Regions from separate parts of the Mus musculus genome. Here region 2 is linked to region 1. A link is a loop called in an ENCODE intact Hi-C map of the cell type or tissue named here. Cell type or tissue: gastrocnemius. All regions are shown on one strand. Links, peaks and the distances in the headings refer to the core of each region. The heading gives the core; the rest is flanking DNA.

Region 1 (12,177 bases), core at 2,693-10,692:
TCTAATAGTTTTCACTGTTATTTTAACAGCAGGCCTTTATGCAGCATTGGAAATGAAATGTAAAATACAGTCATCTGTCCTCAAGGACTGTATTGGGAAAGACAGATAAATAAGCAGCAACTACATAGCCCTTTAAGTAGACCATAAAAATGAGAAAGATTCAAAAAATCTTTAGAGTCTAATAATAGCAGAGGAGCTAAAGGAGTAAGTCGAGCTGTTAATAAGTAAAATAGTAGTACCAAAAACTGAGGGTTAAAAGAGCAACAGCAAAAGAAATATTATTAGAGAAAAGTATTTTAAAAACTCAAAGTATTTCAAAAGTACAAATGCATAGATTTATAACAGTTATTATGGACAATAATATTCTGCTTATAAACAGATAATGTACAACCATCACTTTTCTTTGCTAAGCAAACCTTTTGGTGCTTTGAAATGTTTAGAGTTCACTCAGGTCTGCAAGTTTCTGCTGAAGGCTTTCCTGTGGCTTCCCAGTCCTCCCCAGCCCCAGCCTTCTGCAGCCCCCTTTCCCTTACTCCTTGTTCAGCTAGGCTTCTGTCAAGTGATGGAGTTTTTTGTTTTTTTGTCCCATTGTAGTGTTACTAAAGTTCTATTCCTGTATAGACCCAGAGTCCAATGTTGACTGAAATGATTGTTACATAAACTGTCCTCCTAAATTATATTCTACCGTTTTGTTTTGGTTTTGGTTTTTGGTTTTGGGTTTTTTTTTTGGGGGGGGGGGTTGTTTTTTGAGACAGGGTTTCTCTGTATAGCCCAGGCTGTCCTGGAACTCACTTTGTAGACCAGGCTGGCCTCGACCTCAGAAATCCGCCTGCCTCTGCCTCCCGAGTGCTGGGATTAAAGGCGTGCGCCACCACTGCCCAGCTTTCTAGCCATAGACCCTTAAGAAAGCCAAAAGAAACTTTATTTCCTTAAAACACTTATGTTTTAATAACAATAATAATAAATACCGTCCACCTATTATGGCATCAATACTCATATCTTAAAATATCTAATACAAAAATTAAAAAACATCCTGTTGTTTCAAAATGCTAAACTAATAATGCAGAGCTATAGGCATTTTTGCTTCATATGAAAATTAGGTTTTAAATAATATACAAAAGGTTATCCTGTGAGTGGGCAGCTCACAGTACAGTGTCTCCCAGATTACACTTGTGAAAGAAAAAGAAATGATTTAAAGTGGAGAAAAAAAACAAAACAAAAAACTCAGACTATCAAAAAATCAAAAACAAACAATAACCAAGCAGCCATCACAAAGTTAGCATCAGAAACCAGATGCCCTCTTTACTAATCTACAACTATACTTTGATTTAAAACAACCAGGCCGTCCTTAATACTCATCTACCTCCCTAGCAAGTACCCCTTATGCCAGTGAAGGGCCAACTGTGTGTCTGAGACAGATCAGAACCGTCTGAAAAGTCTAGAGCACTACCTAGACTTTCCTATCTACAGAGCTCTTCACACCTCGTACCTTACACTCCAATAACCTTCATTATAGCTAAGATAAACTATTGGAGGATCTGTACAGAGGAACCAGGAAAAACAAGCTATGCTCTGTGTGTTGAAGGAATCATGGAGACTATCCACTACCAACTCTATTCTCAACTTGAGAACTGCATAAAAAAACTTACTCCTCAATACAGTTAAGTCTATGAATACAAATTACTTGTTCTTCAACTATGAAGTTTAAAAAAGTAGTCATTCAGTATTCCTATCCAAAGAATAAAAATAATAAGAAAGCACCAACTTTAGTCTGTTGATCACAAATAAGAAGTTCACAGTCTCTACATAATCCATATATAAGTAAAGAGAAGCAAGACAAATAACCAAGAGTTAAATAGGTCATGGAATAGTCGACAGACATAACACAAGACAAAACAGCAAACCCTCAAAAGGGCCAAAAGTCTTAAGAAGGAGAGAGGCACTGGGTGTAATACTGTATATATCACTATTATTGTGCCACCCTGGGAGACTGAGGCAGGAAAGTCAATAGTTAAAGGCAAGTCTGAGCTACATAGCAAGACCTTGTCTTAAAATATAAACTAAACATATTAGGGGTTTAAAGACACAGAAAATGTATCAAAGGAGTAAAAAAAAAAAAAAAAAAGGAAGAAAATTAAAAATGAAATACTGCTATTTAAATCTGTAACTCATACTATAATGACTCATTTAAATTATGAACTTGATTAAAACAATAAACACTGAGGGCATTAATAAGGCACTCCATTGAGCATGTCTGTTTGAGTTCCAAAAACAGTTAACTAGATTGAGGAACCCACCCTAAAGATGGAGAGTACCATCCACTGGCTAGAGATAGATGAACATGGACAGTCCCTTCCCCTACTTCTTGGTCAGGACCTTGAGCCAAGCCTCTCCCACCATGCCTTCCCCAACCTGCATTCTAAACTAAATGTCAAAAAGAACCTTTCTGTCCTTCAGTTGCTTCCTATTGGGTATTTGGCACCAGCAAAGAAAAGTAATTAATACAGAAAGTTAGAACCGAGAAGTAGGGCCTGTCACTGCTGTGACAGCCTGCCCACACATTTTAGAGCCCTTTGGAACTGGTCTACAGGAGGAGATAAGAAGACTTCGGCTCTGCTAGAACTCAGCTTCTTAAAATGTGGGTCAGGAGCACAGATGGAAACGCACAACTAAATGCAGGAGGCATGGAAATATGGCAACAGCAAATATGCAATAACCAAAGATGTACTCAACAGCTAACAGGAATGATTCTGAGGTGTCTCTAGCAATGCTCATCCAAGTTCATCACATGACTTCACTGCAACCCTGATTCTGAATACACGACATGGACACTTGTGATGTGATACACCATGCAATGTCAATAAACTGTTTCAAGGACACTGTATGCTGTTAGCTGCAATGTTTTATTGTATATGTTTGTCCTTAAAAAATAGAAATTCAACTATGAAAGCCAATTCTTCTAGTATTTTAATCAGCATGTATTAGTTTATCTTTGTATAATATTAAAAGGTTTGACTCTTAAAGATGCTATGTCAGTTGCTGATTTCAGTTTTATTTTAAAAATCATTAAATGAATTTTGGCTTGAGGTTATGGCAGAATTTCTAGCAATTTCAGAAAACACCTTTAAACGTGCCTTTTGTGGGCCAGCGGGATGGCTCAGCAGGTGAATGCACTTGCTGTCACGCCTAATGACCTGAGTTTGATCCTCAGAAACCACATGGTGGTAAGAGAAAACTAACTCCCACAAGCCATCCTCTGTCAACCATGTGGGCTCCAAATGAGTCCTATGGCATGTGCATATTCAGATACACACACACACACACACATACATATATACAATAGATAGATGACTGATTGATAGACAGACAGACAGACAGAAAAATGCTTTTATACATTTTGCCATTTTATACTAATTTATGTGAAACAGAATTCTCAGCATTGATGATTATAAAATTAAAATACTAATCAACTGAAAAATGAAGATGTTCTATTTCCTGCATTATCAAATATTTAACTAGGATTTCTTTTTTTAAAGTGGCCACAGATTTAAACACATCCATATCATTAGTATGCAAACCTGCTTTTGTGTTTAAGGTTATATGAAAGCCAAAGAACACTTTTTAAATAAATCTGATTTACTGTAAATAGTTTCTATCTGTCATATATATATATATATATATATATATATATATATATATATATATATATATGGGTGGATTGGGGCAACAGGAGTCAAAATTAGTAAGACGTTAAGTCCTTGGGTGATGTTCTAGAATGCTGTAAATGGAACTTAACAGGCCATTCTGGGAGAAGTACAGAGGAACAGAAAGCCAATAAAAATGCAAACAAGCGAAGTCACAGCTCACAAGGCCTCAGACAGAAATAAAAACTCAGCTGGAAACTGGACTAGAGGACATTCATATTACATTCTAGAAAAGAATATAGCTGTGTCTTGCTTGTGTCCAGACAACTTGAGATAAATTAAAAAATAATGGACTAATTTGTTTAGCAGAGAAATTTCACTATAGCAGAGTGTTGAGGCTGTGGCATGGTTACTACCCACTGCTCTTGCCCTGATTTATAATGAGGGAGAATAGAGAAATAGGGAAAGTACACAGTTTAACAAGAAAAGGAACATACGTAAGCTTAAAGTTCTAGACATGGTAGACATAGGCAAAGAATGTTCAGTTATGAAGGAGATTACAGGGTTCAGCAGCTAAGAGGATGCACTGCTCTTGCACAGAGTCTGGGTTTAATTCTCAGCACACATATCAGAAGGCTCACAACTACCTCTAACCCTAGATCCAGGGAATCCAACACCTTCTTCTGGCCTCCTTGGGTATCAGCACATATGTGCAAAATTTATGTACATACATATAGTTAGGTAACCTAAAAACCATTTTTCTTTAAAAGAGGGGAAGTTGAGAGAGTAAGGCAATCAAAGAGAAATCACTCATTTTGTACTAGGACAACAAAAAAGGTCCCTCTAGAGACAAAGAGATGGGTCATTCGGGAAAGGCACTTACATACAACCTTATATCCTGAGTTCAATCTCTGGAACCCACATGGTGTAAAGAACCATTCCCTTCTCTAATCTTCACACTTGCACCACAGCATGTATACAACACACACACACACAAACCTTAAATTTTAAAATATTTTTAAAAGAGAAATATTCCAGCCGGGCGTGGTGGAGCACGCCTTTAATCCCAGCACTCGGGAGGCAGAGGCAGGCGGATTTCTGAGGTCGAAGCCAGCCTGGTCTACAAAGTGAGTTCCAGGACAGCCAGAGCTACACAGAGAAACCCTGTCTCAAAAAAACCAAAAAAAAAAAAAAAAGAGAGAGAGAGAAATATTCCTTCTTAGGGCAAGACCCCACCCACTGAAGACTTAGACTTAGCTAGTAAAATGCAAATTCCTTTGAAAAGAGCCTGCATTCAGAATGCTGCTGAAGGGGTTTCCTACTAGAAAATACCTGCCTAGGGAAGTGTCTTCCCAAGTTCAACTGCCAATGCACATAGAGGCCTTGTAAAATAGGGTGCCAGACTACATTTTGACTTGGCATTAAAACTTGGCAGGGTTGTACACACAATGCTGGTTTCACACACATGCAAAATTAAAGAATTACAGGGTCATGGAGGCTTGTACCAAGGTTCCAGGAATCTACTGAAGCCAGGCAACACAAGATCAGATACCCTGCAAGGAAGTTCTAAGAAGCCACTGCATGAAGTTATGAGGGTGAAACCTAAGTTACAACAGAAACAAATCCCAGGAAGCTGGAGATGCTGGGACCTGGTATATCTGCCAAAACAACTGCAGGGAAGGCATAGACTAGCACAGGATAAGTATGCTGTATTGTAGACAATAGAACCAGAAGGGAAGGACTACCCAACGTTGTTAGAGTCCATATGTTATCAGGAACCATGGATACTAGACATGTAGCTACAGAATTTGGCACTTGTCCTGCTTGATTTCAGTTGTACTTTAGCCCTCTCTTTCATTGCAATGTCATTACTACTTTTAGGAGTAGGAATGTTTATATACTGTGCCATTGTATATGGAAATAAATAACTTGGATTTTTTGTTTATTTGTTGTCAATTTTATGAGTTGAGAGACCTGTAGTTAAGAGATTGCCTTGAGTCTCAAAAGAGATCTTAGCTATTTTGAATAGCATTGAAACTGTTAAGACTCTGAGGACTTCTGAAATTGGAATGAATATATTTTGCACTATGAAGCAGCCATTAGCCTATAGGGGGTGGAGGTAGAATATTAAAACTAAAAAGATGTGTTTGAGCCGGGCAGGGGTGACACATGCCTTTAATCCCAGCACTTGGGAGGCAGAGGCAGGTAGATTTTTTGAGTTTGAGGCCAGCCTGGTCTACAGAGTGAGTTCCAGGACAGCCAGGGCTATACAGAGAAACCCTGTCTCAAAAAAAACAAAAAAACAAACAAACAAAAAAGATGTGTTTGGGCAAGTTGACAAGGACGCAGACTTATGATGGTGAATTTCAACTGCCAACTTGATTAAATTAATAAATACCTAGCTCACTAATAAGGCACTGTGTCATCCTGCATGGCTTAGGTCCAGAAACCTTGACTAGGGTCAGTGAGAGAATGAAGAATATATATCCAGACCCATGTACAGAAAAGATGGGCTCAGGTAGAGAGTGGTGTACACAGGCTGATGGAATGGTAGCTACTACCTCTAGAATCCAGAACCTCAGGAATTCATTTACAGCATATGAGGAGGAGTTGGCTAGTTTTGGGGGGTCGGGGGGGGGTCTCTGTTGGCAAGCAGTCTCCAGCTGTAACCATGTAGTTGCTAGCTTTCATACACCCTGATCACTTATCAGTAAACAGTCAAACTTTGCTTTTCTGAGCCTGAACCGCATGGGAACAGGTTTGCCGATTTCCCATGGGTCTACTCAGAGTCCTTGGCAAGACTGGGCCCATGTCAACAACACTCACTCGCTCAGGGCTTCCTCTACAACTGCAAGGCATGTCAGGTATGTCTGTCCAGGGTGTTTTCAGAAACATTTAACTGAGAAAGATACCCACCTATGGTTGGGGAGCATCATCCATTGGACTAGGCTCAAGGGCTAAATAAAAAGGGAAACAAACCAGCCATGCACTAGGATTCCTTTCTGCTTCCTCAGCACTACAGTCCAAGTTGCTCCCACTGCCATGTAACGAGCTGCATTCCTCAGCTTTGAGGCAAAAGGAATGTTTCTGCCTTTAAGTTACTTCTGGTCTAGCATCTAGTCACAGTGACTAGGAAATAATGAATACGAGCACTAAAGAGCAATGCCAGATAATAAGCAAAAGCCAGCAATCTGGATGTGAATAAAGAATTTGAGGGTCTGCTTCAGTGGTTAAGAGCACAAAAGGTCGACTCCCAGCACCCACATCCAACAGCTCACAAAGGCCTGTAACTCCAGCGCCTGTAGCTACAGGGGATCTAACACCTCTGGCCTCTGCAGGTAAGTGCAATCTTGCACAGAATAAACCTAGAGAGAGAGATTCACACATACATAAATAAAAATATGAAAGAGGAGAGAATTCAAGAATCTCTCATTACAACACTTCTGTGGGTTTTGACATTTGTTGGAGTTTTTGTTTGTTGAGACACTATATAGCCTTGGGTAGCCTAGAATTCATTATGTAAATCAGGCTAGCTTTGAACTCTCAGAGATCCTCCTGCCCTGCTTCCAGAGTGCTAGTATTAAGCCACCTCAACACTGGCTAAAGTACACTCTAGTCTGATGTGACTGGTAATGGTCACTGTAGGTTCAAGATGATTACATCTACTACACTGTCACATAGCCACCAAATAGAAACTACATTCCACTTTAGGTCCTTTCTACTCCAAAGCCTACATTTTTTTCCCTTTAAGAAAACTATCAGGCCGGGCGGTGGTGGCGCATGCCTTTGATCCCAGCACTCGGGAGGCGGAGGCAGAGGCAGGCAGATTTCTGAGTTCGAGGCCAGCCTGGTCTACAAAGTGAGTTCCAGGACAGCCAGGGCTACACAGAGAAACCCTGTCTCCAAAAACAAGAAAACTATCAGACACCAGGCTCTGCCCATAGTGTCACAACTTCAGAGCCTACCTGTCATGCTGCCAACCCTCTTAGCTCTCATAAGCCTGGTGGGAACTACACTCTTTTGGAAAGTATGGAAGAGTCTCCCCAGAAGCTCTCCAGGCTCTGAAGCCCAGCCAGCTGCTCAAGGCCCAGTGGGATGCAGCTGTGACCGTCAGCCCCAGCCAGGCGGCCAAGGTGAGGGACCTTGCCTTGAAGATCTGCTGTCAGCCAAGCTGCACTCCCCACCCAGTCTCCAGCCACTGCCCAGACTCCCAGTCCTCAGAGGACTGGAGAAATCACAGGGGCTCCCCCAAGGGTAACTCAGGCCCCCTAACCCTGTCCTAAGTGTGTGATGGTTTACCGGAGGGACAGGGGCAAGTGTGTAATTTGTACCAGGTAATGTAATAACATCAGCTGAGACAGACAGACAGCAACTAGAAATAAACACACATAACTCTCAAGTATTCAATTTGAACTAACATGATCCTAACTAAAGGATAATTTACAAATATATGTTCAATGTTTTAAACAAACACATGGGGAGGTCAACCTCATTTGTACAATGTCATTATATAAGCAATGTCAGTTTCAAATGAAAGACTGAAAAATGAAAGGAAACTGTCTATACACAAGTTAAAAAGATACCCTTTATGTAAATCAACATATATTGTAATAACATAAATGAGCAGTATAACAAATTCCTATTTGTGGTGATTTAAAATCACAAATGTAATTTTAAACTATTAATACAATTTGTGCTATTATCACCTTGACAGTGGACTGGTACTTTAAAAATGCTTTATAAACATATAAAAAGTTTATTGAAAAACTGTGTAAGCTACTTAACAAAAGGGAACATGCTAAGCAAACATTAACCACATAAAATCATTATTAAATAAAGGCAAAAAATTGTAATAAAAATAAACAAAGGCATTAATAGAAAAAAAAGTTTGTATTAATGCAAGACCATACAAAAAAGAAACTCAGAAGTTACTTTCCACTCTCTCCTCCTACCTTAACTTCTATATTCAGCCAACCACAGGTCCCTAAAATTAACTTCATTTCTCACTAATTTATCTTCTCTCACAGAATTACTAATATGGCCACAGTCAATTTGCTGTGTCCTAGACCCTCAACCTTGGTTGTCCTGCACAAAAGTAATTGGTTTTGTTTTTTTAAATTCAAAATGAATTTTTTTTTCATTTTGCTTCTGTGACTTCCCAGCAGCTACTCAGAATGAAGACCAAAATACTTAGCAACAGTCCAGCCTAGAGATGCAAACTTAACCACTGGCAGGCTGAGCATTGATTTATTGTGTTACTTGACACCTTAAGTGAGTGGCATAAAATGGAGAGCGCACGCCTGTCAAGAGGGAGCCAGATTCCGACTGAGTGTTAGCCATCGGAAAATAGACACTTGAGTGTTGCTCCAGTCGCAAATTTTTTTAAGAAAAGCCAGAAATCTAGACTGTCACATGAATCTCCCACGTTGTGCATGCCAGGAACTAATTCAAGCTTCTGTAACTAGGGGATAGGCAGGAATTGTAAATCCACATCTGCCCTGTCTACTCTCTGCACCTGGCCACACAACCACACTGTCTACCTCGTCAGTCACGGGAACATTTCCTGTACCCGTAAGAACGCCAGGTTTTTCCCACTAGGGCTCTCCTGTGCAGCCTGCTTGACCATGCCTCCTCCCATCACTGCTTCATCTAGCTTTCTTTTTCTCACCGTTTCAGAGCCCCTTCCCCCTCAATGAAACCTTCCTATTCTCATTTCTCTCCCCCTCCACTCCAAATGCTGGACAGTCACTCCCTACAAACTCTGGTTGCTCTGAGTACAACTTTCTAACAACCAAAACCAAAATCATTGAATCCCTGAATCATTAGCCCATCCACACAGGAGGCTCTACATGAGCAGTCTGAACAGTAGATTATTTGTTGTTAACTAATAACAGTTATAAAATAATGTCATTATAAAATGTTCCTTTTGATAGAAACATTCTGGTGTACTCTTTAAAATATTTATCAAACTGTACCTAGATTTTCAGAAACATAAAACACTTAAAGCAAAGTCAGAATTCAAACATTCCAATTATAAGTGATAATAACCTAAGTCTCCCTGACAACTGGCTGAAGTTGTGAACTATATCAAGGACTCGCACGTATTATCTCATTCAGTACAGCCCATAAAGTAGATGTCGCTGTCATACAGAGGAAACAATTTGAGCTGATTAAAAACTGGCTCAAAAAACAAAACAAAACAAAAAACTCACAAATTTTAGTCAGTGTAAAATGACTAACAACTGAACTAAAACACCAAGGTACTACACTAACTATGCATTCAGAAAGAAACATTATCCCAACGAGTATCTCTTAAACACTAGTAACAAGAATTAATGCCCTCCATTTGCAAGGCTCCCCAACCCTGTCCCTAGCATGCACACAACACACACACACATAACACAATTTTTACCTTCTAAGATACTACACACAAAATAAGTATGATCTTAGTTACAAATAATTCTATAAGACTATCTTTCTGAATTACTTTTAATCAAGATCATATTTGCACATTAGTTTCTGTCATTTTAAACGTATTCCTTGCTCAAAGTAAAATTATTCCAAGCAGACTGTTTTCAGGTGAGAGGAAGCAACAACAAAGTGTAAACAAAGAGCAGCACAAACTGTTCCTGCCACAGCCAGCGTTAGCACTGCCTCCTTCACTGCTTCAACTCCCCACACAGGAGTTGATTCTCTGAGCTGGTAGGCAAGCAAATCCAACAGCACAGTGTCCTTTCCGTCACCCTGACTCTTCCTATCCCAAGCTGAAAATGCAGCTCAATAACCACCCCTTGGCCATTACAACTCTGTTCCCACTGCCAAACTCAGGAACCAGGGGTTCTGAGTAACAATAAATACACACATATTCCTGGGCTCTAATATATGTATATTCCTGGGCTATAAAGTTTAAGAACTGTTACTTATGAGACTTAAACGATTCTTTTGAATTTGTGCAGTACAATGAACATAAACACACTTTCATTTGAATGTATTTTAACTTCAACTAGTTGAGAACTTTTCTTAACTCTCTTAATATCAATTTTAAAGTAAAAATTTGCAAACTTCTACCCATATAAAATATAAAGGAAGCCACTTATCAGTACACGACAGCAGATCATAATAGCTAAATGACATTAATACATCACTGCTGTCAAAAAGCTCTGAACATTTTTTTCCCAAATGTTCATTGCATCATATATACATACCATGGGAAATAAGGTCCAGAAAAACAACGTTTCTTTTTCAGCAAATATTTCCCAGACCAAGTAAGGTTTTTCACAGTTACAAAGCAAGGGAAGTTTTAAAGAAAAACCTCTTAAAGTATGTAAGTTGAAAATATCAAATATCCCAAAGTATAGAAAAATGGTATGAAACTGTATTATTAGAAGTACTCCAATAAGGCCAAAAGTCAATGAACTAGCAAGCAAGTAATTATTAACTTCACAGACAAAGTGAGAACGCCCTCATTACAATAGTGTATTGTCCCAAATATTTAACTTAGGCTCACATTTGAACCTAGGCTTTTTCAAAATCCTCACACTAGGTTAAAACCACTACCCATTTTCTACAGGGGTTCTACCATTCGGGTGAAGTCTCATACATACTTCTCTTTCACACATTCAAGAATTAGCTTATGAGAGGAGAGAGGTGTTTGGAAAAAGCGAATTGTCTCCAAAGTCTCCTTTTAGGTAAAGATCTAGAAATGACTTAAAGGCTGGAAGCAGAGCTTCCATTTCATTTCATCTTGATTATACCCTGCCAAGGGCTCAATTCAGAATAACTGGCCAAATTATGGTTAGGGATATACACACCCCACCTTTTAACATTTAAAAAAAAAAAAAAAAATCAGAGCACAAGCCAGAGATTGGGACTTGGTGGCTGAGCAAAGTCTAGCAAGCTGTCAAGATTCAGTGACTTCACATGGTGGCAGAAAGGCAGAAACACGTTCTCAATACGCGCATGCTGACTCCCTGTATCTCCGCTCCCTGCTGTCCACAGCAGAAGAGTCTGACTGAACACTTCGTTCTGCCGGGAAAAACCAAGGAACCCTAGGAGTCCTTCCAGTCTATGTATGGTTCTACCCAGGCAGCTCTGAACCAACAACGTTCAACACCCTGATCATTCACAGGGGCAGGAGGGGGAGGGGGGAGAGACAAGAAAGCAGTGAACTGTACCTTGCTCTCCCAAAAGGAAGTACCATAATTTAAGTAACAAACGAACCTGTGTCTGTGTTCGTCGGGTCCATGGATCAGGAAGACGCCGGGGTTTTTAGCTCCTTTGCCGGCATCTACGTGAGGAATTAACACATCTTCTAAGCCCAGATCAAAGCGTTTGTGTTTTGAAGAGTCTGGAAGGAAGAAGAATGCCCCAAAACACAGGGTGATGAAGGCACTAAGGATGAGGAGAAGGATAAACTTCTCGGAGAGTCTCAAGGTAGCCCTGTGATGTGGGAAGGAGGGCGGCCCCAGGTTCAAAGGTGGTATCCTACGACCAGAGAGGGGCAGCAGCGCTGGGGTAGTCATCGTTTAGGCTC
Region 2 (12,177 bases), core at 1,921-9,920, 520 kb before region 1:
TTTACCTTGTAACCAGCAGATTCCTTTCTCGGAGAAACAAAGCTTGTGTGACAGCATCCTTGTGTCCCTTTAGACGGTAGAGGCCACTTTCATTGATCACATCCCAAATAATGACATCTGTATCCTTGAGGGACAAAGTAACACACAAGAAAACAAAAATTCTTACCACAAGAGGCTAAATGACAAGAGATGGGGCTCAGTCACCATGAAGGTGCTATACTGCCCAATACAGCTTGGGGTTAGACGGCAGTCCACCCTTCATCCAGGAGTACTGAGCAGAGACTTGGTTTTACATTGCTCTAATTACATATGCATGAGATCTCCAGGCTACTTCTGCATGAGAAAACAGAGCGCTCTAGATATGGTGTACCAGCCACTTAGGAGGAAAGCTGGACAGCTCAGTAAGACTCCACATCAAAACCACAAAACACAACAAAGAGGAAAAGAGCCCATGCCAGGATTCAGCTTGAAACCATCTTTTTATTTAATGCACTTTGGTAGTTAATTAAGCTGTACTCTAGTTTCTAGTATTACTATTTAAATTTCATATTTTACATAAATGAGTCATCTCCAATTTTGTTACTATAAAATATGCAAAGTTGAAAATTCACATGCATAAATCTTTGTGCATTTATCTTACTACAAATAGATGCTACAGTTTGATGTTCTTGGTTAGAGGATGGGGCTATTTTTACAATTTTAGAGTCACACTATCATAATAATCCTCAGATTACATCTATCTATAGAACTACCAAAGATCTGTATGAGAAGACCAGCTTCCCATCTGTGTACTCTGAGTAGTATCACCTTTCTAAAACTGCCTGCCAATTCTCTTCCTTCCATGAACAATGCTTGCTCTTCATATCCAACTTGTTTTCCTGACACTGAGATGGGGTCTGATATAGCCCAGGCTGGCCTTGATTTCACGATGCAGCTGAGGCTGACCCTGAACTTCACCTCCAGCCACCATCTCCAAGTATTAGATATACAAGCACAGGACAAGTTTATGTGGTACCAGGGACCAAACCCAGGAGTTTCTATATGCGAAGCAAGCATTCTACCAACCAATGCTAATTCTTCTCATTATCTGTATTAAACAGTGACACTTTACCCTGTTTATTTTTCATCAATGTTATCTTCTACATGTTATTTTTTAACATCTTAATTTACAAGTCTAAGAGGTAGATGATAGTTTTTATTAAATATTTTCTGCTTTTCTTTTTATACTTTTTTAAATGAAAGAAGTTTAATGTCTTAAATTTATGATTCAAATCTAAAAGAAGATCTAAAATCAATCTTTTCTTCACTGTGGGTTTTGGTTTTTTTGTTTGTTTGGTTGGTTTTTGGTTTTTTGAGACAGGGTTTCTCTGTGTAGCCCTACTCACTCTGTAGACCAGGCTGGCCTCAAACTCAGAAATCTGCCTGCCTCTGCCTCCCAAGTGCTGGGATTAAAGGCGTGCACCGGGCTGGTGAGATGGCTCAGAGGTTAAGAGTGCCGACTGCTCTTCCAAAGGTCCTGAGTTCAAATCCCAGCAACCACATGGTAGCTCACAACCATCCGTAACAAAAATCTGATGTCCTCTTCTGGAGTGTCTGAAGACAGCTACAGTGTATTTACATATAACAAATAAATAAATATTTAAAAAAAAAAAAAAAAAAAGGCGTGCGCCACCACTGCCTGGCGTGTTTTTATCTTTTGAGAATTTCATATATTTTTTATATTCTTCCCCTGAACATTCTGAGCCACCCAGCTTCATTCTCTTTCTCCTTTTAAAAACAAACCAACAACATAAAGAGCAGCAACAGCAAACCAGAGCCTGATATGTGTTGGCCAACCACCCCAGCACAGGGTCTGCCCGGAGCCTGGCTGATACAGCCAGTGTCACTCCACTGAAGAAAACTGATTTTCCTCTCCCAGTGGCTACAATTGCAAATAGTGCATTTCCTCCTCTGTGCTGGGAAAACAATGATCTTTTCTTTGCCTTCTTTGAGAGAGGGTCTCACTGTGTATCCCCAGAGACAAAGCTTGGCTGACTGGCCTCTACTTCAGAGCAATGCAGGTGCCCTGAATCTTGAGTGCTGGGATTAAAGGTGTGCACCAGCACACCTGGCTTTAACTCATCAACCTGTAAAACAGATTCATTGGCAAACTATAACCATCTTCTTTTCTAATCTTCCTGGTTATATAGTTTGGGGTCCCTCTTCCACAGTGATAGATTCCAGAGTACCTCTGTGTTATTCTTTCATGCCACAGACTTTTATCAGAGAACAGAACAGGAAACAAGTAGAACACTCCCTCATACGCACCCATCCTCCTCACTCTTTCTCCCAAATGTATAGTAGCTTGGACACGGAGAATCCAACCCATCTCATAGCACAGTTTATGAGAATAATCTGCTCCTATATTAAGTGTGAGAAACAACCCTGGGCACCTGTCTGAGGCTCACCTTAGACCCAGAAGCCAGCCTGCCTCCTAGCTGATCGTACTTTAAGCTGGTGACAGCTGCTTTGTGTCCATTGAAGGTTATGTTTCCTTCACCACTGAGGAGGCTGAAGATTCGGATGGCTCCATCCTCATAGCCAACAGCTAGATGCAGCCCATCTGGGGAAGGACACAAGCAAGTGACTTCTTGTTTATTCCCCTGAAGGATAAGGATCTGAAATCATAAAGATGAAAACCAACTCAGAAGCGTGAGGCATGTAACAAGACAGCAGCACAGGAATGACCTCAGTACATACACATATCAACACATAACACATACACATATCAACACATAACACATATCAACATATAACACATATTACACATATCAACATATAACACATACACATATCAACATATAACACATACACATATCAACATATAACACATAGTACACATATCAACATATAACACATACACATATCAACATATAACACATACACATATCAACAATTTCCAGTCACTGATACACGAGGATAAAACTTGACAAGCAAAGACCATAAGCTCCTCAAGAGGTCATCACGTCCTCTCAAGCTTGGTGCTGGTGTGTATGCAAATGATCCAGGCAATGAGCTAAGTTAGCAACTTTGTATCCCAGTGATTTCTGATACAGAGCTATAAACTCATCCTTGTTGTAACTCAACCTACAGTACTAACAGTTTCATCCCAAGAAGAAGCTCTGGGTAGCAACAGGCTTCTATATATTTACATCTATAAATCTATATGTAACTCATCTCACCTCCTGGGAGTCACACAGTAAAGAGGGATAATTTATCTCTTTGTGCTTAGCAAGAAAGGAATAGCTTCTGTCACAGTCAAAGCAGAGTGAAGCAACCAATGAATCTCATCAGTTATGGTTAAGAGAAGGACTGCACAACACAGCAGAATGACAGTCCTTTGAAATTCTACTGCTTTACAGCTGGCTGTGAGAACAAGCAGAACATGAAAAGCAGAACCGGTCGACAAAAGTAGAAGTTAATAATGGCTAAGAATAATAACCCATGAAAACGAACACACCCATTTAAGCAAACTCCTGCTTGGCTGTGACTTTCAGAACACAACAGAATCTGGTGCTAGCCGTCTAGAAAAATAAAAGGGAAGTGATCTCTTGGGGGACTCACACACAAATGAGTGCAGGCAGGTCAGTCAAGGCTCTCCCACTTCACCCTTCCAAGAGTCGGTGTCATTTAACGGTGTCCATTTCTTATTTCTGACTTACCTTCTCGCCTTTCCTTAAGTCCCAGATAAAAACGTGTTCACAGGCGGGTACTGCCACATAGCGTCCTTTCTCACCACGGAGTGTCACAAAAACAATGTTACCTTTTTGGCTGCCAATCAAGCCAAAGACAGCACTAGCCACATAGCGCAGATACTGTTTAGTAAGCCCCATGCTGGGCTGTCTGATGACACCGGGAAGGCAATCTGTGTAAATAAACAAAATTCAGTTTTTGCAATACAATGACTCTGCACAGCTAACAAACAGGAACCTTTTTTTTTTACATGATCAAAAGCATGTAACTTGGCACAGATGGTAAAGTACCTGCTGTAGTACCCGCACCCACACATAAGGCCAGGCACAGAAAAATGCAGGTCTATGACCCCAGCACAGGGAAGGCAGAGAGAGAGATTCCTGGGATTCGAAGAGACCCTGTGTGTAGATCAGAGGAAGCCCAGAGTGAATGGGTCCTGCTGACATGAATGTAGCCATGTCAAGGACTTCAATGCCCCAGACCAATAGGAGAGGCATCATGGTCCTTTGGTTCAAGTGGGATGTTTACAGTGTTCCAGAAAATGTTCACCATAGCCTTCTTCCCTCCCACCACACCACCATGTGTACTGACTGAAGACTGCTCCCCACAGACTGTCCCTATTGCAATTAGATATTATCTCTATACAATCACCCTGTCTCCTTGTTCAGTTGTAAGCAATAATCCCCTCTTCATTTTCAACTGTATATAATAAGCTCGCAGAGCTTATGGGGCTGCTGCAGTTCCTCTATCCAAAAGCTCAGACCAACCGATCTCAGCTTTTATGCATGTGTGTTCATGTGTCTGCCTTTTCTACCCAGTTTTCTCTTCCCTGCACTTTCATCTCCAGTTTGTCTTCAACGAGCTGCTGCACTGGTTTTCTATCTAGCACTTCCACGTCCACGATTTTCGCTTCAAGTCATAGTAACACGCTTGTTTATCGTTTTCACATGCACTGTACCTACCCGAGGGCTTTAAAGCTTATTTCTCAAATAACTTCGCTTGTTTTCCTTCCTGCGACCTGGTCACTCTCAAACTATCCCCCGCACCTAAGTTTCTATTGCACATCATCCCCGAAATAATCCAAGGAAATCGGGCAGTTCCAGCAGCCTCGCACTCCGGCCCGGGGGCAGCGCGCGGCCTCTGGGTTCTGCGATGCAGACGGCCGCGGCAAAGGGCTTCTCCCCGGCCTCCCTAGTGCCCTTAGCGCGGAGTCCCTCGCCGCGTCGGCTCACCGTGAACACCACTGTGCGGGGAACCGCGCCCCGCGATCCCTAAAGAGCCAGCAACACTCACCTCACTCTCCACGAGGCTCCAGCAGACAGCGCTGCCTACGAGACCCGCCACTTCCGGTCCGATTGGAAGTTTCTTCCGCCCGGCGTTTCCCTTACCTTCTAGGCGGAAGTGACGGCAGAGCGCTGTGATTGGGTGGCGTGGCGGAGAGGAAGCGGGTACCTTCGCTGTCAGATCGCTGTCGCCAGTCACCCTGGCCTCTGGAGACCGGTTCGCTTCAGCCTCCGCCTCTGGCAAGCAAAGTGTACGGATGTCATCCGCCTGAATTCTGCCACGGATCTGAGTGAGCTGCGGGCCGCCGCCCGGATGGGCCCGCCCGAGCGCTGTGAGAGAAGGGCGAAGCCGGGAAGGGAGGGCGACACAGTCGGGTGCGGCGGCTGGGAGGGATTGGGCTGGCGGGTCCTCCCGGGCTTTGGGCTTCGCACTCAGGGTAGGTTGGGTCGCCAAGCTCTGGGGACGCAGGTCCCCGGGATTTGCTGGGACGCGGTGCTGCGAGCAGCCCTGCGGGTGGCGGCTCTAGCAGAGTCCAGCCCGTCCTATAAATCGGGTTCCCTGTGGTCAGACGCTGAGCCCAGGATGCTGAGTTGTAAAAAGACCCCGCAGTCCCTGGAGTGACATTGACCTGGCTTTGTGTTTCCGCTTTCAGGTCACTTGAGAGGGAAGTGACCCTGGGCTTACTGGTCCTTAATTGTAGACTGAGACTGAGCCACTCTGTTAACGAGGAAATTAGCTTTTCTTCTCTTGCCCCCTTTTATCCTTGGGCTGGTCTAGAAGTTTTAGAAACGAGGTCTGATGTCTGTAGCTGTCTATATAACTGTACGTATAACTATACAAAAGAATTGATCCCTGCCATGGTTTACTGAACCTCTGTAGCCAACCTAGAAATTAGACATGTAGACAATTGTAGCTGACAGGTAGACTTGTCTTCCTTATTTTTTTTTTTTTTTTTTTTTTTTTTTTTGAGACAGGGTTTCTCTGTGTAGCTCTGGCTGTCCTGGAACTCACTTTGTAGACCAGGCTGGCCTCGAACTCAGAAATCCGCCTGCCTCTGCCTCCCAAGTGCTGGGATTAAAGGCGTGCGCCACCACGCCCGGCCTTTCCTTTTTAATTTTAGCTACTATTTACTGGGTAAGATTTTCTTAGTGATTTAAAACATGTCCAGCTCATCCTCTGTGTTTAAGAAAATTGTTTTGAAAGAAGAATCATTTGTAGTGGGTTGGATGAAAAGAAGGCAAGAAATCGTGATGATAAATTTATTCCAGGCTGGGGAGGAACATTTGGATAGATGTGTATGGACCCTACCTCCTGTAGATGCTGTGCATTTCCTTGTTAGAGATGGGAGATGTGTGCTTTGGTGGGGAAACAGTTTAGAAGATTTCAGGCCTGCCCAACCTTTAGACATTGCCAATTGATGTTGTCATCTTTGGTCGTGGGATCAAAGCCAGGTTTTGTCCACAACTTTAATACCAGCACTGGAAAGCCAGCCTGGTATGATATAGAGTGCTGCATCTAGCATCCCTATCACCACCCCTCCTTAGACAGAGTCTCACAAAGGCCCTGTTCTGGAGCTCTCTGAAGACCATGTTGTCCTTGAGCTCACAAAGATCCACCTGCCTCTGCCTACAGCATGCAGGAATTAAAGGCGTGTACTGGCCCGCCAGGCTAAACTAGCACACCTTAATCTTACATATTTTCTTATCCAGTACTTTAAGATACATTTTCTTATCTAGTACTTGAAGAACAACATTATTATTTTAAGTTTCAAATTGCACTCTGTATGAAGACTTGCAACTGAAGCATGCTCTGGTGTGTTTAATATGTAGGTGACACTGCTAATTCACCGGAAAACATGTGTTTTGTATGTTTTTTTGAATGATGATTTACAGTTTACCTGGGACCATTGATGAAGGTTAGAGGTCTGTTTTATTATAATGTATTTATTTGCTGATATAGGTGAGCACGGACATGTTTTCATCTGAGCAGCTTCCATTTGCATAAAGTAACTCTTGTAAATATAATTGATTTGGCATCAGGATGAATATGGTGGGTGCTTTCACCCTTATATATCCTGGGCATTTAAATATTGAAATACAGAGCCATAAAGAATAATAAACCTGTTATTTGCCAAAAGCAACAAACAAGCTGCTTAATTATTAGAGGTCAGATTCATGGTCCAACTCTATGTGTTTCCCAGACTTAGCTCACCTGTGTAAACATTTGACAGTCATCTTCTCCTCTTAGTTGGTTCTCACTCTCCCCCCCCCCCGCCCTTTTTTTAAGTGGCACCATTCATTTTGTTTTATTTTGTTGAGATAAGATAATTCTGGCTGTCCTAGAACTAGGACAGCTGGGCCTCAAATTCACTGAGCTCAACCTGCCTTAGCCTCCCAGAGCTGGAATTTAAGGCCTGTGCCACCACACCCAACTTGATACCATTCTTTTTTACCTGTTTGGAAACTCAGGTTTTGAGACAGTGATCCCAAGTGCTCTGCCTGATGCTGCCGGACCTGGAGGAGTAAAAATCTGGTCTCTGCAGGCAATTCAATTTTTCAAATAACTCACAATTTGTATGTTTTTAAAAGCTAATGGTGGCAGGATGCAGGGGGAAATAAGCTACAAAGAACTCTTTGAATCATAAAGAATAGTAGCTTCTCTTTGTTTGGGGGGGGGGGTCCTTTCTCTTAAACTAACATAGAAAATATTTAGCCTAATTCATAGATCTGATTTAGTCTGGAAACCAACAACTTTTTGATACAAAACTGTGCCTCAGGAGACTGTGAGTTTTACTAAACTATAGTGCTTGTTTGCAAGCTTGTTCAAAGTTCAACACTGGTCAATTGATTTCCAGTGGGAAGGGCTTTTTGGTTTCATGTTGCTTAATTTCTGGCTAAGGTTATAAATCACTGTAGTCATGTCTGCTCCCCTTCCCCCCCACACACACAGTTCCCATCATGCCCACCACCCTGCTTGTTTTCAGTCTATCCCTAGAATTCTTAATCTAAGTCTGGAAATCCTTTCAGATATATGCATCATCTCTTACAGGCTATATTTCTTACCACACATTCTGTGGAGTGAGACAGTGTTTAGGTTTCTGCCACCTTTGGGTTCGCTGCTCCGCTTTTGCACAAGCATGGCCATGAGTTTATGTTGGGAGCAGGCAGGAGTTAAATCTCTTTTTAATGAGAAAAATCAGTTTCTCTTTGGAGGTGCGGATGGAGCTGCCAAAGAATTCAACCTTGATTAACTTTCAGGAAGCTTTCCAGGAAAGGCCTTACCTTTTGCCCCACAGTCAGCTTTGAGCATTAGTTATCGTTCATTTAGCACTCACACTGACGTCTTCAGTAGCTGGAGAGAGGCAACGAGCTGTACTGACTGGAGATGATTGGGTGTATAGGAGACCTACTGAAGTCCATACACATCAAGGACAGTAATGGGACTTCTCGGAGAAAGTGATCAACTTAGGTTTCTGTTGACCTTGAAATCAGAGCTGTGATCGTCGTTGAGGGGGGAAAGTTTTAAGAGGATACAGCTCTGCAACAAACACTCAAAGTGAGGTGGAGCCTAGAGTAGCGTTACACTCAGGTGGGAGGAGGACTGAGCTCCCAGGTAAGAAGCTAGATGCTTTGCCGTGCACCTGTGATCTCAGCTTTGGAAGGAGGACACAAGAGATGGAATCTTTGAGGGTTTTGGTGGAATCACCGAGCTCCAGGCTCAGTGAGAGACTGTCTCAATAGGTTGAACAAGCAATTAAGGAAGATACCTGCTGTTGACTTTAACCTCCATTCACATGCTTACACACACCCATGCAAGCACATACCGCACCCTCTCACACAAAGTGACATGGTGAGCCAGGCCCATGGCACTAGCCTGATGTTCCGAGGTTCCAGCTGCTCGGGAGGCTGAGGCAGGAGAATCTGGTTTCAAGGCCTATGTGAGTTAGAGTGAACAAGGTAAGGCGGGGCAATTTAGGGCTGGAGATATAGCACATGATAATGTTTGCCCAGCATGCCTGAGGCCCAGATTCAACCCCAGTACAAAACAAACAAACACAAAACAACAACAACAACAAACTGGGGAGATGTTTCTATGGTCTGAAGAAGAAATGAGGGAGGAAAGATTTTCCAAAAATGTTCAGGGAGAATTGATGTTATTCTTGTGACGGGCAGCTAGCAAAGTGCTTGAGTTAAGACCTTTTGGCTGGCTTAAGCATGCAGAATATACCCCGAGATAACTCAGAAGTTGGAAAAGAGTATTCTATAAAGATGGATTTGGAACTAGAGAGAAGTTAGTGGTTTGAGCAGTAATATTGATGGTGGGTCCAGCTAACGTAGGAACACGCACACTCATTTTGGCACAAAATGGCTGCTTGTGTGATTTCCTTCCCCTAGTGACACAGGAGCAGATGTTGGGTTATTTAGGGATTAACCAGACATGACAAGGGAAGTCATGACATCAAGATCTGTAGGACTGTAACTTAGTTGAGCACTCAGCATTCAGCACTCAGCATTCAGCACTCAGCATTCAGCACTCAGCACTCAGCATTCAGCACTCAGCATTCAGCTTGCATGGTGATTTGACAGCGAGTGTGGAGCCTTTGCTGCACATGGAAATAGAACTTCATCTCAGCCGTGGTCACACTGGCCCTGAGGAAATCTCAAAAGGTAATTCATTGTGCCTTGCTTTACGGCAGGTGCTCTGCTGTGTAGTTTTGGCACAGATTATTGCATTCATCTTCATGATAAGCCTGTGAGTTAATTACCTCTGCTTTAGCTATAAATACTAGCTTTGCCTCAAGGATCACAGCTCGAAGATGTTGACTCAGGGATCCGCACTTGGACCTGGACACAGAGTCTCATGACTTGCATTATGCCACACTCCACTTTTTCACTGTGTGTAGACATAGGTTCAAAGTTATGCACACAATGTGATTTTACCTCTGTCACAGAGAAAAGAAGAACTACAGCAAGGTGGAGATTCTTTTTGTCTTGACCATTTAACTTTTTGTTGATCTTTCACATATTCCAGAGGCAGGTGTTAGTGTCAGGAATAGAATTTAGCTTAAAGAAGCAATTATTCATTTATTTACTGCCATCAGGTGATATGGTGAGCCAGGCCCCGGACACTAACCTGATGTTCCAGGCACTCAGGAGGCTGCGGCAGGAGAATCTGATTTCAAGGCCTAAATGAGTTAGAATGAGCAGAGTAAGGGCTGGCAACTTAGTTCAGTTTTGCCTGGAGCAAATCTGAGTATTTTTACACATGTGGCTTGTGTTTGTCTCCAGGTTCAAAGGGACTGAACTAAGTACAACATCTAGAAAACTAATCTTAAAGCAGGATTATTTAGTATAAACATAAGCACTAATACAAATTATCTTAGCATACTCTATAAGATCTTTTTTTTAGCTGCTAGCTGAATGACCATACTTCCCATCTAACAGTAGGTTTGCATATTCTGATAGATCTGTGCTTCCAGTTAGTATCTGGTCTCTCTCCGAGAAACGTGGATAAATTAGTTTGGGAAGGGCAAGTTTGTTCTCCCTGAGTATGACAACAAACATTAGCCTCAGGTCAAAAAGCTTTTTAAAAATTAGCTCCCAGATTGACTTTCTGTCCTTCATCTGCCTGCTCATTTCCTGAACCCACGAGGTCTTGATCATTTGGTAGCATTCTGCTCTAGCTGATCTTTCTGGCTGAAGCACCCATGAATGCGCCCTTCCTTCTGTTGGCCTTCCACTGCTGTCTTTGCTGAGCTTCCTTCCTGGCTTAGCCGCCTCCTCACCTACGCTCTTGTCTTAGTGTGCATTTTGCTGTAGGACTCAGCCCTAGGATCTCTTTCTCACTGTTTGCACTTGTCCCGCAGACAGTCTTGTCTAGTTCCCGTAGTTTTCAACACTGCACTTGCTGAGACTTCTAGATCTATGCTGAACCTCTGCTCTGAGCTCTAGCCTCAAGCATCCATTTGTTAGTTTGACAGTAAACTCAGGGCTATGTAATAAACATTTTGAACTCAGCACATTCAAAAGGACAGACATATGGAATGGGAACCCTTGCTTTTCCTTCACCCTACAGCTTACTCCAATACCTCTTCTCTATAAGTAGCATCACTAGCCAACTCAGTTGCTCAAGGGAAGTAATCTAGGCATTGTCTCACTTGTGTGGATCCTCTGTATTCCTATGACAAATTCTTTGGATTTATCTGTCAGTTATAGTCCCAGATGTGACATTTCTCGTGGCCACCCATCTCTCCTATGATCATCTTGTATCTTCTACTGCAACTCTTACCCTTCTTGCTTTCCCTAACTAGAGTCTTCGTTTCAAGCAGTGTATTTGGCTTCCTCATATTTAGAGGAAGAGCTGAGGATTTTAGCATGGTTTTACAACTGCATCATCTGGCCTCGCTCAGCACCAACCTTATGATCTAAATCATTACCTAGATGGCTTCCTGGCTCCCCCTGGACTGCAGCTCACCTTCCATGTCCCTTGGTCTTTGCCCTGGCTGCTTCCCTGCTCTCTTGTTTTCCCTGCTTGCTCCTCACAAGTCACTTGTTCTCTGGAACGCGCTCTCATTACACTGTTATCATCACCTTTCTTCTCTGCAGATACATGAGCTCCCAAAGGTAGACATGCCCTGCTCCCAGAGTCCCCAGGACTTGGAATAGTACCTAACTCACACTTAGTGCGAACAAATGTTAAGAGGATAAATGAGGCTGCAGTTTACTGCAGGAAACAGCTGTGGGAGTCAGGGGTAAGTTGAGTATCCTTTGCTCTGGTGGAGTTGTCCGTAGCCTAGGTCCAGCTCTAGAAACTCACACCTTCCTCTTCCAGCGTTTGTACAACCAGCTGTCTACCACAAGCAGTCTCATATACCATATCCTGTGTATTGTCAGATCCTGTTCATTGTTCCTCTGCATGTTGCCTCTTTTTAAAGAAGATTTTACTTTATTTGTAATGTATTTACAATTACATATATATGTGCACGTCAGAGTTATAAGTGGTTGCGAGCCTCCCACCATGAGCGGTAAGAACCAGATCTGATCCTCGGCAAGAATAGTGTGTATTCATAACTTCTGGGCCGTTTCTCTAGCCCCCATATGTTGCCTCTTAAATCCAAGCCTCATCATCTTTGATTGTTAGTTGAAACCTTTATTATCTCTT

What was found. Hi-C counts contacts between places; a loop is a spot of excess contacts. Peaks named below come from ENCODE experiments on the same cell type or tissue, not always from the same donor. Only the 100,000 strongest peaks of a DNase experiment are listed, where the experiment ranks them.
Region 2: a loop joins it to region 1, with 2.2 times the contacts of the local background. A loop is called at or near these places in 7 of 42 quality-filtered maps.

Annotation. Positions count from the first base shown.
Region 1 is chr3:100,672,697-100,684,873 of GRCm38, forward strand. It overlaps Man1a2 (mannosidase, alpha, class 1A, member 2), which reads right to left. Exons shown (of 13, transcript NM_010763.2): 1 at 11,865-12,177. The coding sequence starts at 12,166. Among named protein-coding and RNA genes, the nearest start is that of Man1a2, 6.7 kb to the right of the region's middle. In gastrocnemius, for the core only: no CTCF peak of the experiment used is centred there; DNase peaks (open chromatin) are centred at 6,460, 7,768 and 9,158; H3K4me3 peaks cover 2,117 bases; H3K27ac peaks cover 2,217 bases.
Region 2 is chr3:100,157,319-100,169,495 of GRCm38, forward strand. It overlaps Wdr3 (WD repeat domain 3), which reads right to left and starts at 5,089. Exons shown (of 27, transcript NM_175552.5): 1 at 5,026-5,089; 2 at 3,702-3,904; 3 at 2,448-2,657; 4 at 6-124. The coding sequence starts at 3,872. It overlaps Gdap2 (ganglioside-induced differentiation-associated-protein 2), which reads left to right and starts at 5,145. Exons shown (of 14, transcript NM_010269.3): 1 at 5,145-5,347. In gastrocnemius, for the core only: no CTCF peak of the experiment used is centred there; a DNase peak (open chromatin) is centred at 5,144; H3K4me3 peaks cover 2,842 bases; H3K27ac peaks cover 1,829 bases.